Regions from separate parts of the Homo sapiens genome. Here region 2 is linked to region 1. Evidence: chromatin loops called from intact Hi-C (ENCODE). Cell type or tissue: sigmoid colon. All regions are shown on one strand.

Region 1 (8,000 bases):
AGTGCAGTGATGCCATCACAGCTCACTGCAGCCTCAAACTCCTGGGCTAAAGCAATCCTCCCACCTCAGCCTCCTGAGTGGCTGGAACCACGTGCCTGCATGTGCCTGCACCACGCCTGGCTTAGTTGTTTTTTTTTTTTTTTTTTTGTAGAGATGGGGTCTTGCCATGTTGCCTAGGCTGGTCTTAAACTCCTGGGCTCAAGCAATCCTTCCTCGGCCTCCCACAGTGCTGGGATTTTAGGCATGAGCCCCCGCACAGCTCTGTGGGAATGCAAGGCCTTATCCCAGGAACACATGCTGCTGGGGGGATAACCAGGAACATTGGCCCCAGTTTTCCACCTGGATCTGGGAAAGAGACATCACACAGCTCAGTGTCCAGGAGTGGGGGCAGCCCAAGACTCAGGCTCAGGTTTTCCACCTGGATCTTGGAAAGAGACATCACACAGCTCAGCCTCTAGGAGGCGGGGCAGCCCGAGACTCAGGCTCAGGTTTTCCACCTGGACCTTGGAAAGAGACATCACACAGCTCAGCGTCCAGGAGGCGGGCAGCCCGAGACTCAGGCTCAGGTTTTCCACCTGGACCTTGGAAAGAGACATCACACAGCTCAATGTCCAGGAGGTGGGGCAGCCCAAGACTCAGGCTCAGGTTTTCCACCTGGATCTGGGAAAGAGACATCACACAGCTCAGCATCCAGGAGGCCGGGCAGCCTGAGACTCAGGCTCAGGTTTTCCACCTGGATCTCGGAAAGAGACATCACACAGCTCAGCATCCAGGAGGCGGGGCAGCCCAAGACTCAGGCTCAGGTTTTCCATCTGGATCTGGGAATGAAGACATCACACAGCTCAGCGTCCAGGAGGTGGGGCAGCCCGAGACTCAGGCTCAGGTTTTCCACCTGGATCTGGGAATGAAGACATCACACAGCTCAGCGTCCAGGAGGTGGGGCAGCCCGAGACTCAGGCTCAGGTTTTCCACCTGGTCCTTGGAAAGAGACATCACACAGCTCAGCGTTCAGGAGGCGGGGCAGCCCAAGACTCAGGCTCAGGTTTTCCACCTGGATCTCAGAAAGAGACATCACACAGCTCAGCTTCTAGGAGGCAGGGCAGCCCGAGACTCAGGCTCAGGTTTTCCACCTGGATCTGGGAATGAAGACATGACACAGCTCAGCGTCCAGGAGGCAGGGCAGCCCGGGACGTGGGCTCAGGTTTTCTGAGCTCATCTACTTGGTCTCTCCTCACTCACTGTATGACCTCAGGTAACTTCCTGAGTGTCTTCATGCCTCAGTTTCTCCGTGTGCAATAGGAGTTTTGTGAAGATTAATTGAATTAATAACTATGTCGGGACAAATGTATCAGCTCCTGGCACTTGGTAATATAAGCCATGACTCTTCACTGTTGTTATCATTTGATATTTGAGCTTAATGCCAAAAGTTTCTCCGGAGGAAGGTGCAGCTCTCTCGAAGGCGCTGAGCTCCAGCAGGGAATGTACATCCCAACTCATAATTTCCTTCAATGTTAAAACATGAGCCAGTTGCCTGTGACTTTATTCCTTTCGTGCATTCGTGAGTTTACTATCAAGGAAATACAGGTAAGCTCTTCACGTTTATGTTTTCACACTCTTAAAGGCAACTCTGATTCTGATGTTTTAGGCTTTAGTCCATGTTTATCCTGTCTTCTAATTGTTCTAATTTTATGCATGTCTATAATAGTTGTCTTATGTTTCTAAATTACTTTTTATCTTTTTATGTTTTATAGCTATACCCTTTTTCATGATTTTTAGTGCATTAATGCCTGGGAGTGACAGCTGTTTACAATTCAAATCCCACATTCTGCTGCGAACTCTCCTCCTCTGTGTCCGGAAGGTTCTATCCACTTTCCTTTTGTGCATTTAGTTATTGGCACTGCTCCTTCTCCCCTAAAAGAATTCTAAGCAATTACACTTGCTCCATTTCCCTTTAAGGACTCGAACTCACTTCTCCCAGCAAGTCACACTGGCTTACTTGGTCATTGATCTTATGTTTTAGTCTCATTTCCGAGAACCTGCTCATCTGCGGTTGCCTTGTGTGTGTTGGAGACCTTCTCAGAGATGGGGTCATTTTGACAAAGTCACAGAGCAAAAGCCATCACACATCAAAGCCAGGGCTCCTCTGATGCTGAGCCAGTGGTGGGGCCAGGGCTTCTCCGATGCTGAGCCGGTCCCTTTATCCCGTACCCCATCCTCCCTGTGTGAAGGGCATGTGAGACAAAGCCCTTCCAAGTGCAGGACCTGACTCATAGCTCTGACACCTCTGCTTCCTGGGCCGTGTGTGGACAGGCACTGTCTTCTTGAGTGTAGACTGTGTGTTTTTCATTCTTCCATCTGCGACCCGTGGACCTGGGCGTGGGCGATATGGCTGCATTGAGCCTCTAACTGGCTTTCTTATGATAATTATTTTTATTTTTATTTTTTTGAGACAGAGTCACGCTCAGTTGCCCAGGCTGGAGTGCAGTGGTGTAATCTCAGCTCACTGCAACCTCCGCCTCCCCAGCTCAAGCCATTCTCCTGCCTCAGCCTCCTGAGTAGCTGGGATTACAGGCACCTGCCACCATGCCCAGCTAATTTTTGTATTTTTAGTAGAGATGGGGTTTCACCATGTTGTCCAGGCTGGTCTTGAGCTCCTGACCTCAGGCGATTCGCCTGCCTCGGCCTCCCAAAGTGCTGGAATTACAGGTGTGAGCCACCGCGCACGGCCTACAATAATATTTTTAAAACGGCTTTCTCCTATTTTCTTTGGCCTGTCTAAACTTAAGTATCCATATTTCTGTTTTCTGTGTTTGGATATATATATATATATATAATATTTTCCCCATTTTCTCTCATTTTCCCTCAATTTCCTAAAATTTGCCTTTTTCCTTTTATTTTCTTATGACATTATTCTTGTCAAGTACAATTGCTTTTGAATACAAAGTATTTTGGTTTATGATGTTCATGATTTGTCCTGAGATCCTAAAATTTTTGAGGAGAAACCCTTGTCTTCACTTCTAAGACTATTTTATTTTAGTTCTTTTCTCTGCATCCCCCTTAACCAGCTAATAACATTTTGTCTTGATTTCATAATATGATAGGTTTTCATCTTTGTGACTACCATGTGGTCACTTTTACTCACTAGGCTTTTGAACTCAATTTAAACAGAATAACTTACCAGTGCAAAATATGAGGTTAGATGAGTAAGTTGGAATCAAAATTCTGCCATGTTGGGCAAATTATTCACCTACATATTGTGAAGTGTTGTGTTATTTCTCCTTATTTATTCTTATGGGGTCTTATTAAAATCTTAGCATTTGTTAAAGAAAATAATATTCATCATTTAAAGACCAGACGGTTCAATCTAATGAATTTTAATAACACAACAAATTAAACCACGTTTGCCCCATTCTGTAAACAGCGCTGCCTGCTTTTCTGTCCTGGCACAGTGTCCAGGCTTGGCCACGAGGGGGCACTTGAAACCTGCCTTTCGGTGCCTGGTCGTCGTCCCCTGAAGTGAAAAGTTGCCCTTCCGGTTATTTCCCTTCCTGTTTGTCTGCCTCCGGGGTGTGTGGCTTCATTATCAGATCTCAGCAGCTTATGAACTTTAAAAAGGGTAATAAGCCCTGTGAAAACCCCCTTTGTGCACGTTTTCAAAAATGTATTTAACATCCAAAAAGAATGTTATGACACTCACTGTCTCCACGAGTGAAAATGTGTGTGCACATTGTGTGTGTGTGCATGTATGTGTGCATCCATACGTGTGTATGTATGTATGCATCTGTGTATGTGTGCATGCATGTGTGTGCGTCTGTGTATGTATCCATATGTGTGTGTATGTGTGTGCATGCATGTGTGTGCATGTGTGTGCACGTGCATCGCTTGCATGTTTTCTTGTGTGTGCATATCTGTGTGTGTGTGTGTGTGTCCCGGATAAATAAGCCATCAACTAAGAAGGAAACAGGCTGGCCTTTGTCTAGGGCCTGCCTTACATCTGCCGGAGTCCAAAGTCCACAATTCTTCCCTTTCGATTTCTGCCTTTTCCATAACTGGCACTGACCAGCAGAAACAGAAATGTGTTGTGAGGTCACCACCATCACCTTTCTGCTCATCCACACGTGTGCTGGGGTCTGCTGCCGGCAGCGGTGTGGCAGGACTCGGCGGTCTCTTGTGCAGGTCTGCGTCTCAGATGAATGAGGATGAAGTTTTGATTAGATGCCCTCTCCGTTCCCTGAAACTCTGGAATTCTAGGCCTGTCTCTTTTTCCTGCTTCCTTCCCTCCCTTCCTGCTTTCTTCTCTTCCTTCTTTCTTTTCTCTCCCCATCCCACCCTCCCTTTTCCCTTTTTCTCCCCCATCCCTTTACTCCCTAAATGAGTGTCTGAGGGGCCGACCACAGTGCCGTGCTGTGTCCTCTGCGAGTGTGTATTCAGAACTACAAGAAATCACTTTGTTCCTTCTCCTGTGTACTCACGGAACTTGATTCTTGCCCTGAGAAGAAGGCAGGAACCGGACACCTCCATCACCCTCTCTTTTTACACTTTCCAACGTCAGGACAGCACCCTTCCCTCCACTCCCACCTTCAGACTCTCAGAGGAACAGGCCATCTTCAGCTTGCGTTAGAACCTCTCCTCTACAGCCAGGACCCAGGTGTTTTCACACATTCCCCAGGGTTTTCTCTCCAATCAGCTTTGCGCCCCATCCCTCATGTTCACATTCCATTTAGAGAGGAAGCTGCACTGGCCCTGAGCCCCGCATTGCCTGGTGTTTCCCATCACTGCTCCACTGACCTTCCTGTCTCCTGCCGGGACGGTGGCTGTGGCCCCCGAAGCTGGGCTCCTGCCTTCCCTTGCCCCCCACACCCTCCTCGAGGCTCCAAGAGTGACAGGCTGTGGGCAGCCTCAGTCCTCTCCCCTCTCCATCTGCTTTCAACCAGGAATTAATTCGAGCAGGAACACCGCAGTGAACCCTTCCTGGCAGAATAGGACTGTGGTGTTGAAGGCAAGGCTCAACCACCCTCCACCAGCCTGGCTGAAGTTTTTGCAGAACCATGCTGCCCTCCGGGTCCCTTCCCCCAGTCCTTCTCCCTCCCCAGGAGCCTGAAGCTCTCCCCAGCTTCTTGTGCTCTCCAACAAGTCCCTTGAAAAAACTGATCCCATATTTCAATTTGTTATGAATCTATGTTTCTTTATGTCTCAGAGCATACTATTAACACTTGCTTTAAAGGAATAGTGTACTAATTACAACATGGAGGTCGGTCTCCACTGACACTTTTCTTCTGGGATTGGGTCCTATTTTTCTGTTTCCTCGGTTGAAGATTGTAAAGGTTTTGCCACTGTCCTGGACACTGAAGGTCACGTGTTCAGATTCTGGGTTCTGTTGTATTCCTCCAAACAGTGCTCAGCTGTGTCATTGCTGTTGTTGGTAGAGCGGACACTCACTTGACTGGAAGCAAACTGCAGGCTCTGTCTTTGGACAGCAGGTCAAATCTCAATTCAGACCTTTCATCTCTAGCTGGGCTGCTGGAGGTGTGTCTTGCATATGCACAGTTCAGGGGTCATCAGGTATTAGGGTAGAATTTATATACAAGATGCGTGGATGCCCCTCTCTGTCTCTTTCTCCACAGATTTCTCCTTAATGTCTTTGTGTCTATGGTTACCCCCAATTTTACCCTGCGGTGTTCTTCAGATGAGAAAGACTGCAGGTTACCTACTGGAGTTTCACTGCCCCACATGGCCTGCTGGAGCCTGGCCTTGGGGTAGAAGCTGTGAAGCTGGTATATTCACTCTGTGCCAACTCCTCTCCTCCAAGTGCTAATTCCAGCCCAGAAACTGCCTGCTTTGGAGCATGATGTAAACTTGGCCTCCCTTCATGCTACATACAGACCACGGAAATGGGACAACCACCCCAGGGTGCTCTGGGACCAGCTTGCATTGATTTGCAAGAGTGATTGTTGAACATTCTGCAATTTCCAAGCTGGCTGTTCCATCATTTGTAGCTTGAAACCAGAAGTTGATTAAACATGGTGGGACCATTTATACCATGGTACTTGACAAACTACAAACCAGGTGTGTCTGTCTGTCTGTCTCTCTCTCTCTCTCTCTCTTTTGTGGGGAGGGCAACTAATGAGTACCCTACTACCCAAGACATTTACCACTTTATTTCCTCAAATGTTAACTCTCACTCAGGACTTGCCAGCTTATGGTTTTTCTCTGTTCCTCCAGATAACTGTTATATGTCTCTCTCTCTCTCTCTCTCTCTCTCTCTCTCTCTCTCTCTCTCTCTCTCTCTGTGTGTGTGTGTGTATGTGTGTTAGGAGTACGGTAGTAGTTCTACAAAAGAACAACTACAAAAGAAAACTCATAGCTGTTATCTCAAACAAGGTGAATAGGCTCTGATGGGAGCCTTTCAGCCATCATTATAAACAAAAACCCTTTCAATGTATCTTCAATAAAAAGATCCTCTCTCTTCTTTCTTAGACATCATGTGATCTCTGTTCGTATGACAGGCTCTTCTGATCCAATCATCTCTACTCATTCCTTAGGTTAATTTTTGGCTTGATCAGTATTAATGTTCATATTAAGGCTTTTCATAATCAATTTGTGACTTAACACAATTAATATATTTAAACATCTATTAAAACTGAAATACATTTGTGCCCATCTATAGAGAGGGAAGTTTCTCACATGTTCTCTACAAACACTGGCTACTTGGTTACAAGAAACACTTTCACATTTTCTAGTCCCACAGGCTATTCACCAACTCTTATGTTTTGTCATGAAGACTAAGCTTAGCTCATAGTGGCAAATGTACCACTTACTCAGTCATTCCTTCAAAATGATTTATTAACTGCTTGGATAATAACCATGTAAACAAGTATATTCATAATTACAAGAACTTGTACGTCATGAAGTAAAGAAACTGTGATACAATTGCCCTAATAATAGAGAAACTCATTAGAGAGTGTGTTTGTAGAATGTCTGGCTGTGCAAGTAATATTTAAGCTAATATTTAAAGGATGAGAAGAAATTGTTCACTAAGGAACTGAAGAATTAAGAAGTAAACATTCCAGAACATTCCAGGTATAAGGAACCTTGTGCCAAATTCCCTAGGATAAGAAAGAATTTTTCAGCATGTCAAAATAACTGAACGAAGCCAGTGTGGATGGATTTTAGTAATCAGGCGACAGTGATATGGAAGGGGTAGGAGTGAAAGCAGGAAAGGGTGCCATGTAGAGTACTGCAGACCAAGTTAAGCCACGAGCCTGGGTTTTATACATTGCAATGGGGAGACGTTGAAACAGCATAGTCAGGAGTGGCTGACATAATTCATAGGTAAAAAGATAACTGTGACCTGAATTACCAGCGGATTAAAGAGGGGAAGAGAGGGCAAAAGAAGAATCCAGGGGGCTCATTGGGAGAAGCTAAGGCTGTGTGGGCGGCAGGTTTTTGTGACTTGGACTCGGGTTAGGGCAGTGGAGATATGGAAGTTCCTGGCTGTTCAAGAACCCAGTCAGGCTCAGTGGGTTGTGTCATAAGAAATACGCTCTGGGGGCCAGGCGCGGTGGCTCACACCTGTAATCCCAGCACTTTGGGAGGCCGAGGCAGGCAGATCACAAGGTCAGGAGTTCAAGACCAGACTGACCAATATGGTGAAACCCTGTCTCTACTGAAAAAAAAAATTAGCTGGGCATGGTGTCACGCACCTGTAGTCCCAGCTACTTGGGAGACTGAGGCAGGAGAATCGCTTGAACCCGGGAGGTGGAGGTTGCAGTAAGCCAAGATCACGCCACTGCACTCCAGCCTGGTGACAGAGCGAGACTCCGTCTCAAAATAGCAAACAAACAAACAAACAAAACATGCTCTGGGAAGGCGTGCCTTGCTGAATCCTTAAAAACATCTGAATGTGAAGATCAGGTAGAAGGCAACACACTTCTGAGCCAGCATAGAAGGAACAGATAGAGAGGTTAGGGAGACAGGTGCTCGGCTTCAGAGTCATCTTC
Region 2 (8,000 bases), 630 kb after region 1:
CCACCACCAACTCTCTTTCTCTTGCTCCAACTCTGCCATGTGACACATCTGCTCCTACTTCACCTTCATCCCTGAGTTAAAGCTCCCTGAGGCCTCCCCAGAAGCTGAGCAGATACCAGCACCATGCTTCCTGTAAAGCCTGCGGAACCATGAGCCAATTAAACCTCTTTTCTTTATAAATTACCCAGCCTCAGGTATTTCTTTATAGCAACACAAGAACAGCCTACCACTGGGGGAACAGAGTGAAGCCAGCCTGCTTCCACATCATCATTTTGGAACTGAGAGTCTATAACTATTGTTTATAGTTATTGCTTTTTGCACCTGTATAATAAAAGATTAAAAAACTAAAAGAAGTTACAACAAAAATACATTTATGCTATCTTTTATATTTACCTATTTAGTTACCTTTCTTCATGTGGGTTTGAGTTATTTTCTATTCAACTCAAAAGACTCCCTATGGCATTGGTTATAGGGAAGTTCTGGCAACAATGGACCCTCTTAATTTTTGTTTATATTGGAATGCCTTAATTTCTTCTACATTTTTGAAGGATCATTTTGCTGGATATAGAATGATTGGTTGAACTTTTTATTTTTCAGTATTGGACCTCATTGCCTTTTAGACACCATGGTTTCTAATGAGAAATCAACTGATAATCTTGTTCAAGATTGCTTGCATGTGATAAACCACTTATGTCTTGCTGCTTTCAAAAATTGTCTCTCTGTCTTTTGGCACATTGCTTATGATGTGTCTAGGTACAGATAACAGAGTTTATCCTACTTGAAGTTTGTTGCAACTTTGAAACCCAGCAAGGCAGTCATTAAATCTTAAAGTTCCAAAATAATCATCTTTTCCTTTATGTCCCACATGCTGGGAACACTACTGCAAGAAGTGGGTGACCAAGGCCTTGGGAAGTTCTGCCCCTATGGGTTTGCAGGCTTCAGACCCAATGGCTGCTCTCACAGGTTAGAACTGAGTACCTGCAGCTTTTCTAGGCACAGGGTGCAAGCTGCCAGTGATCTACCATTCTGGGGTCTAGAGGGCAGCACCCCATTCCCACAGCTCCACTAAGCAGAGCCCTCTTGGGGACTCTGTGTGGGTCTAGCAACCCTGAATTTCCCCTCTGAACTGCCCTAGTAGAGGTTCTACATGGGGACTCTGCCCCTGCAGCAGGCTTCTGCCTGGCATCCAGCCTTTTTCATATATCTTCTGAAATCTAGGCCAAGCCTCCTTCACTCTTGCACTCTGCATTCCTACAGGCTTAATGCCACATGGAAGCCACCAAGGCTTATGGCTTGTGCCCTCTTAAGTGACAGCACAAACTGTACCTGGGGTCCTTTGAGCTGTGGCTGGAGCTAGAATGGCCTAGATGCAGGCAGCACTGTTCCAAGACTGCACAGGGCAGTGGGGCTCTGGGCCTAGCCCATGGAATCATTCTTCTCTCCTAGGCTTCTGGGGCTATGACAGGAGGGGCTGCCTCTTAGATCTCTGAAATGCCTTTGAGGCCTTTTTCCCATTGTCTTGGCTGTCTTTTAGTTATGCAAGTTTCTCTAGGAAGTGGTTGCTCAGCAACCTGCTTGAATTCCTCCCCTGAAAATGCTTTTTCTTTCTCTGCCACATGGCCAGGCTGCAAATTTTCCAAACTTATATGCTCTGTTTCTTGTTCCAATACAAATTCCAACTTTAAGTCATTTCTCTGCTCCCGCATCTGACCAAAGCCTGTTAGAAGCAGCCAGGCCACATCTTGAACACTTTGTTGCTTAGAAATTTCCTTTACCAGATACCCTAGGTTGTCACTCTGAAGTTCAAATTTCCACAAGTCCCTAGGGCACAAACAGAATGCAGCCAACTTCTTTGCTAGGGCATAACAAGGGTGACCTTTGCTCCAGTTCTCCATAAGTTCCTCATTTCCATCTGAGACTTCATCAGCCTTCACTGTCCATAGCACTATCAACATTTTGGTCATAACCATTTAACCAGTCTCTAAGAAGTTCCAGATTTTCCCTTATCTTTCTGTTTTCTTCTGAGCTCTCCAAACTCTTCCAAGCTCTGCCTGTTACCCAGTTCCAAAGTCCCTTCCACATTTTCAGATATCTTCACAGCAATATCCCACTCTTCAGTACCAATTTTCTGTGTTAGTTCATTCTTGTATTGCTAAAAAGAAATACATGAGACTTGGCAATTTATTAAGAAAAGAGGTTTAATTGGCTCACAATTCTGCAGGATATACAGGAAGCATGGCACTATCATTTTCTTGGCTCCTGAGGAGGACTCAGGGAGCTTTAATTCATGGCAGAAGGCAAAGCAGGAGCTGGCACATTATGTGGCAGAACAGGTACAAGAGAGAATGGGGGGTGGGAAGGTGCCATATACTTAAACAACCAGATCTCATAAGAACTCACCCACTATTGTAAGGAGAGCACCAAGCCATGAGAGATCTGCCCTCATGACCCACACACCTCCCACCAGGCCCTCCCTCCAATGTGGGGGATTACATTTCAACATGAGATTTGGGTGGTGGGAATATCCAAACTATATCACCCCCCAACCAACAAAAACAAAAATAAATATACACACCAATATTATCCCCATCAACATCTCAGAACTCAAATATGAAGATGAGATAGTTCTTGGGGCCACAGAGAAGTGAAAAAACTCTGAGACAACAGTGAGAGAACTGGACTTCCTCATCTGTGATGGTTTTCCCCCATCTTCTTGACATGAAGTACATGGAAAATCTCCCCCCAACTCATGGTTTCTACACACACAAAAAAGTGAGATTGAGGTGGACGACCAGCTTCCCCACCATCTTGAACTACTTGACAGGAGACCTCTCCCTCCCTAAACCCCTGGGAAGCATCAGGAGTGCCCGAAAAGAAAAATATCCCTATGAAGAGCCAGAGACAAAAGGGGGAAGTGGGACTACCATCCCACCCTAGAAATTTTTCTCTGTAGCTTGACAAAAAGAGATACCAAATCGGAGTGGCTGCTCAGCATCACCACACTGTAGGAGGTTTATTCCATTACTCCCCAGGGCATGAACCCATAGCCAGCTTCCCACACTGCTGGAATATCCCTTTGGCATTTCTCCTGTTCAGGATAAGTGGTACTCTGATTATTTACTAGAACTGAGGCAAACCTGAGCTTAAGGCACCATCTAGTGCCAAAAAGGAGGCAGCAACATAGCAGATTGTTTTTAACAAAAAGAAAATTGAAAAGTAAATTACAAAGAATTTTTTAGTAAACATATCTGATAAAAAATCAAAACAAACCAGATAGAGAATACTGGAATAAATAATACTTCAATACAAAGACACAGATGTACATGCACACGAAACAACAGCAAACAGGGAACCATGACTACCTCAAACATACAAAGCTGGGAACCAGTGACTGACTCTCACAAGATGATGATAATGTGAACTCTCTCACCAAGAATGCAAAGTAGCAGTTTTAAGGAAACTTGGTGATCTTCAAGGTAACACAGAAAAGCAATTCAGAAATTTATCAGAAAAAATTAACAAAGCGATTAAAGAGAAAATCTTGGAACTGAGAAATACATTTGCTGAACTGAAAAAAATCATGAGAGGCTCTCAACAGTAGAATGGATCAAGCAGAGGAAAGAATCAGTGAGTTCAAAGACAGGTTACCTGAAATACAGAAAGAGAAAAAAAGGAAAAAAATGAAAAGCAATGAAGAATGCCTATAAGACATGGAAAACTACCTCAAAAGATAAAATCTAAGAATTATTAGTGTTCAAGTTGAACAAGTTGAACAAGAACAAGGAGGTAGAAAGCTTATTCAAAGACATATTAACAGAAAACTTGCCAAACTTTGAGAAAGAGATAAATATCCAGGTAAGGGAAGGTCAGAGAACATCAAACCGATTTCACTCAAATAAAGCTACCAAAAGGCACATAATAATCAAACTCTTAAACCTCAAGGAAAGAGAGATAATCCTAAAAGCAGCAAGAGAAAAGTAAATAAAATGTAAAGGAGATCCGATTCATCTGGCAACAGACTTCTCAGTGGAAACTGTACATGCCAGGAGTGAGTAGGATGACATTTTCAAAGTGCTGAAAGAAAAAAAAAATAACTTATATCCAAGAATATTGTCTCCATAAAGCTATCTTTCGAATATGAAGAAGAGACAAGGTCTTTCCCAGATAAACAAAAGCTGAGATAATTCACCACCAGGAGACCTGTCTATAAGAAATGCTAAAGAAAGGTCTTCAATCTAAAGAAAAAAATAAAAAACACTTAACATGCAAGAAGAAAGCATTTCAAGGTATTAAACCCACTGATACAATTTAGTGCATTAGACAAACCCAAAATGCTCTACTACTATAATTGTGGTGTTCAGTCCACTCATAACAATAGTATGAAGCCCAAAAGACAAATATTTCAAAAACAATAATAGCTACAGCGGCCTTTTAAGAAACAGGTAACGTAAAAAATATGTAAATTGAGACTACTAAAAGTCAAAATAGATGGAGCTTAAAATGTAGAGTATTTTTTTCTTTGTTTCTATTTTTTCTTTGTGATCTAAGTTGTCATTTATTTAAAATAACTTATTATATCTATGTGTTTTGTAAGCCTCATAGTAACCACAATGCAAAAACCTATAAAAGAGTGACAAAAAATTAAAAGCAACAAATTAAAACATACTACCAGAGGAAATCACTTAAACACAAAGGAAGACAGAAAGAAAAAAAGAAGAGAGGGGTTACAAAACAACCAGAAAACAAGCAAAGAGAGGGGTTACAAAACAACCAGAAAACAAGCAAAAAATGGCCATTGTAAGTCTTCACTTATCAACAATAACACTGAATGTAAATGGACTAAATTCTCCAATTAAAAGGCATAGAGTGGCTGAATGAATAAAGAAACATGACCCAACTATATGCTGCCCACAGGAAATTCACTTCCTCTATAAAGACACACAGACTGAAAGTGAAGGGGTGGAAAAAGATATTCCATATAACTAGCAACCAAAAAAGGTCAAGAGTAGCTATACTTATATCAGATAATAGACTACAAATCAAAGACTGTAAAAAGAGACAAAAACACTATATAATGATAAAGGGGTCAATTCAGCAAGAAGATATAAAATCATAAATATCTACGCACCCAACACCATAGCTCCCAAGTATATAAACATTAATAAATCTAAAGGGAGAGATAGATTGTAATGTAATAATAACAGGGAACTTCAATACCCCATTTTCAGTAATGAACAGATCATCCATACAGAAAATCAACAAATATTGGAGTTAAGCTACACCCTTGACCAAATAGGCCTAAATGTCATTTACAGAACATTTCACGCAGTTGCTGCAGAATACATACTCCTTTCATCAGCACATGGAACATTCTACAGAACAGATCATATCATAGAACACAAAACAAGTATCAACAAATTCAAAAATTAGAAATCATATCAAGTATCTTTTTTGACCACAATGAAATAAAACTAGATATCAATAACAAGAGAAACCTTGGAAAATACACAAACACATGAAAATCAAACAACATGCCTCTAAATGACCAATGGATCAATGAATAAATTAAGAAGAAAATTTAAAAATATCTTAAAAAAATAAAATGTAATATACCAAAATCTATGGATATAGCAAAAATAGTACTAAGAGGGAAGTTTATAGGAATAAACTTTCTTCATAATTCAAAAAAGTAGAAAGGCTTCAAATAAACCACCTAACAATGTTCCTCAAAGAAAGAGGAAAGAAAGAATAAACCAAACCCAAAATTAGTAGAAGGAAAATAATAAAGATCAGAGGAAAAATAAATGAATGAGATTTAAAAAGCAATAAAGAAAATCAACAAAATGAAAAGTTGGTTTTACTGACAAACATTTGGCTAGACTAAGAAAAATAGAGAGAGAATCCAAATAAACAGTATCAGAAACACAAAAGAAAACATAACAACTGGGACCACAGAAATACAAAGACTCATTAGAGACTATTATGAACAATGATATGCCAACAAATTGAAAAATCTAGAAGAAACGGATAAATTTCTGGACACATGCAATTTATCAAGACTGAACCATGAAGAAATAGAAAACTTCAATAAACCAGTAATGAGTAATGAGATCAAAGCTGTAATAAAAAGTATTCCATTAAAGAAAAGCCCACAATCTGTTGACTTCACTGCTGAATTCTATCAAACACTAAATTAAGAACTTATACCAATTTCACTCAAACTTTTAAATAAAATTGAAGAGGAGATAATACTTCTAAACTCATCCTATGAGGCCAGCATTACTCTGATATCAAAACCAGACAAGGACACAACAAAAAAGAAAACTACAGGCTAATATCCACGATGAATATAGATGTGAAAATCCTCAGCAACACACTAGCAAACCAAATTCAACAACCCATTAAAAAGATCATTCACTGTGGTCAGGTGGGATTCATGGGATTCATCCTGGGGATGCCAACATATACAAATTAATAAACAGGATACATCACATCAACAGAATTAAGGATAAAAACTATGTCATCATTTCAATAGATGTTGGAAAATCATTTGATAATACTAAACATCCTTTTATGATTAAAAAAACCCTCAACAAACTAGGTATAGAAGGAACATACGTCAAAATAATAAAGGCTATATATGACAAAACCACAGCTAACACTGTACTGAATAAGTAAAAATTGAAACCCTTTCCTCTAAGATTTGGAACAAAACAAGAATCTCTACTTTTACCATGTTTTTTCCACATAGTCCTGGAAGCCCTGGCCAGAGCAATTAGGTAAGAGAAAGAATTAATAGACATAATAGGTAGGGAAGAAGTCTAATTAGCTTCATTCACAAATGACATGATCTTGTACTTAGAAAAACCTAAAAACTCAACCAAAAAACTCTTAGAACTGATAAAGTCAGTAAAGTTGCAGGATACACAATCAACTTTAAAAAATCAGTAGTATTTATATACACCAACAGCAAACAATCTTAAAAAGAAATCAAGAAAGCAATCCCATTACAATAGCTACAAAGAATATAAAATGCCTAGGAATCAATTTATCCAATGTGGTGAAAGATCTAATAAGGAAAAATATAAAACAATGATGAAAGAAACCGAAGAGGACATTTTAAAATGGAAAGATATTCCATGCTCATGGATTGGGAGAATTAATATTGTTAAAATAATTCTACCCAAAGTAACTTACAGATTCAATGCAATTCCTATTAAAATTCCAGTGAAATTCTTCACAGAAATAAGAAAAAATTTTCTAATATTTATATAGACCCACAAAAGACTCCAAATAGCCAATGTAATCCTGAGCAAAAAGAACAAAGCTGAAGGTGTCACACTCACCTGACTTCAAAATATCCTCCAAATTTATAGTAACCAAATCAGCATTGAACTGGCATAACAACAGGCACATAGAGCAATGAAACAGAATAGAGACCCAGATATAAATCCAAACATTCACAGCCAACTCATTTTTGACAAAGGCAGCAAAAAGTTGCAATGGAGAAAGGACAGTCTCTTCAATAAATGGTGCTGGGAAAACTGAATAACCATATGCAGAAGAATGAAACTGAACCCCTATCCCTCCTCATATACAAAAATCAAATAAAAATGGATTAAAGACTTAAATCCAAGACCTGAATCTATGAAACTACTGGAAGAAAATATTGGGCAAATGCTCAAGGATTGTGGTCTGGGCAAAGATTTTTTTGTGTAAAATCGCAAAAGCACAGGCAACCAAAGCAAAAATAGACAAATGGAAAGACATCAAGGTAGAAAGCTTTTGTACAGTAAGTGAAACATTAAGTGAAGAGACAACCCAGAGGATGGGAGAAAATACTTGCACATTATCTATCTGACAAGGAATTAATAACCAGAATATATAAGCAGCTGAAGCAGCATGATAGTAAAAATAAAAAATTAAATCCAATTAAAAAAAATCTGAATAGACGTTTCTCAAAAGAAGACATACAAGTAGCTAATAGGTATATGAAAAAA

Evidence for each region. A loop is a pair of places that touch in the nucleus more often than their neighbours do. Peaks named below come from ENCODE experiments on the same cell type or tissue, not always from the same donor. Only the 100,000 strongest peaks of a DNase experiment are listed, where the experiment ranks them.
Region 2: a loop joins it to region 1, with 12 times the contacts of the local background. A loop is called at or near these places in 24 of 110 quality-filtered maps.

Annotation. Positions count from the first base shown.
Region 1 is chr6:168,891,738-168,899,737 of GRCh38, forward strand. No RefSeq gene overlaps it. Among named protein-coding and RNA genes, the nearest start is that of LINC01615, 270 kb to the right of the region's middle. In sigmoid colon, CTCF peaks have their summits at 3,455 (motif pointing right) and 3,656; a DNase peak (open chromatin) is centred at 3,484; H3K4me3 peaks cover 286 bases; H3K27ac peaks cover 1,062 bases.
Region 2 is chr6:169,517,172-169,525,171 of GRCh38, forward strand. All of the region lies in intron 25 of WDR27 (WD repeat domain 27), which reads right to left. Among named protein-coding and RNA genes, the nearest start is that of LINC02519, 130 kb to the left of the region's middle. In sigmoid colon, a CTCF peak has its summit at 3,159 (motif pointing left); no DNase peak of the experiment used is centred here.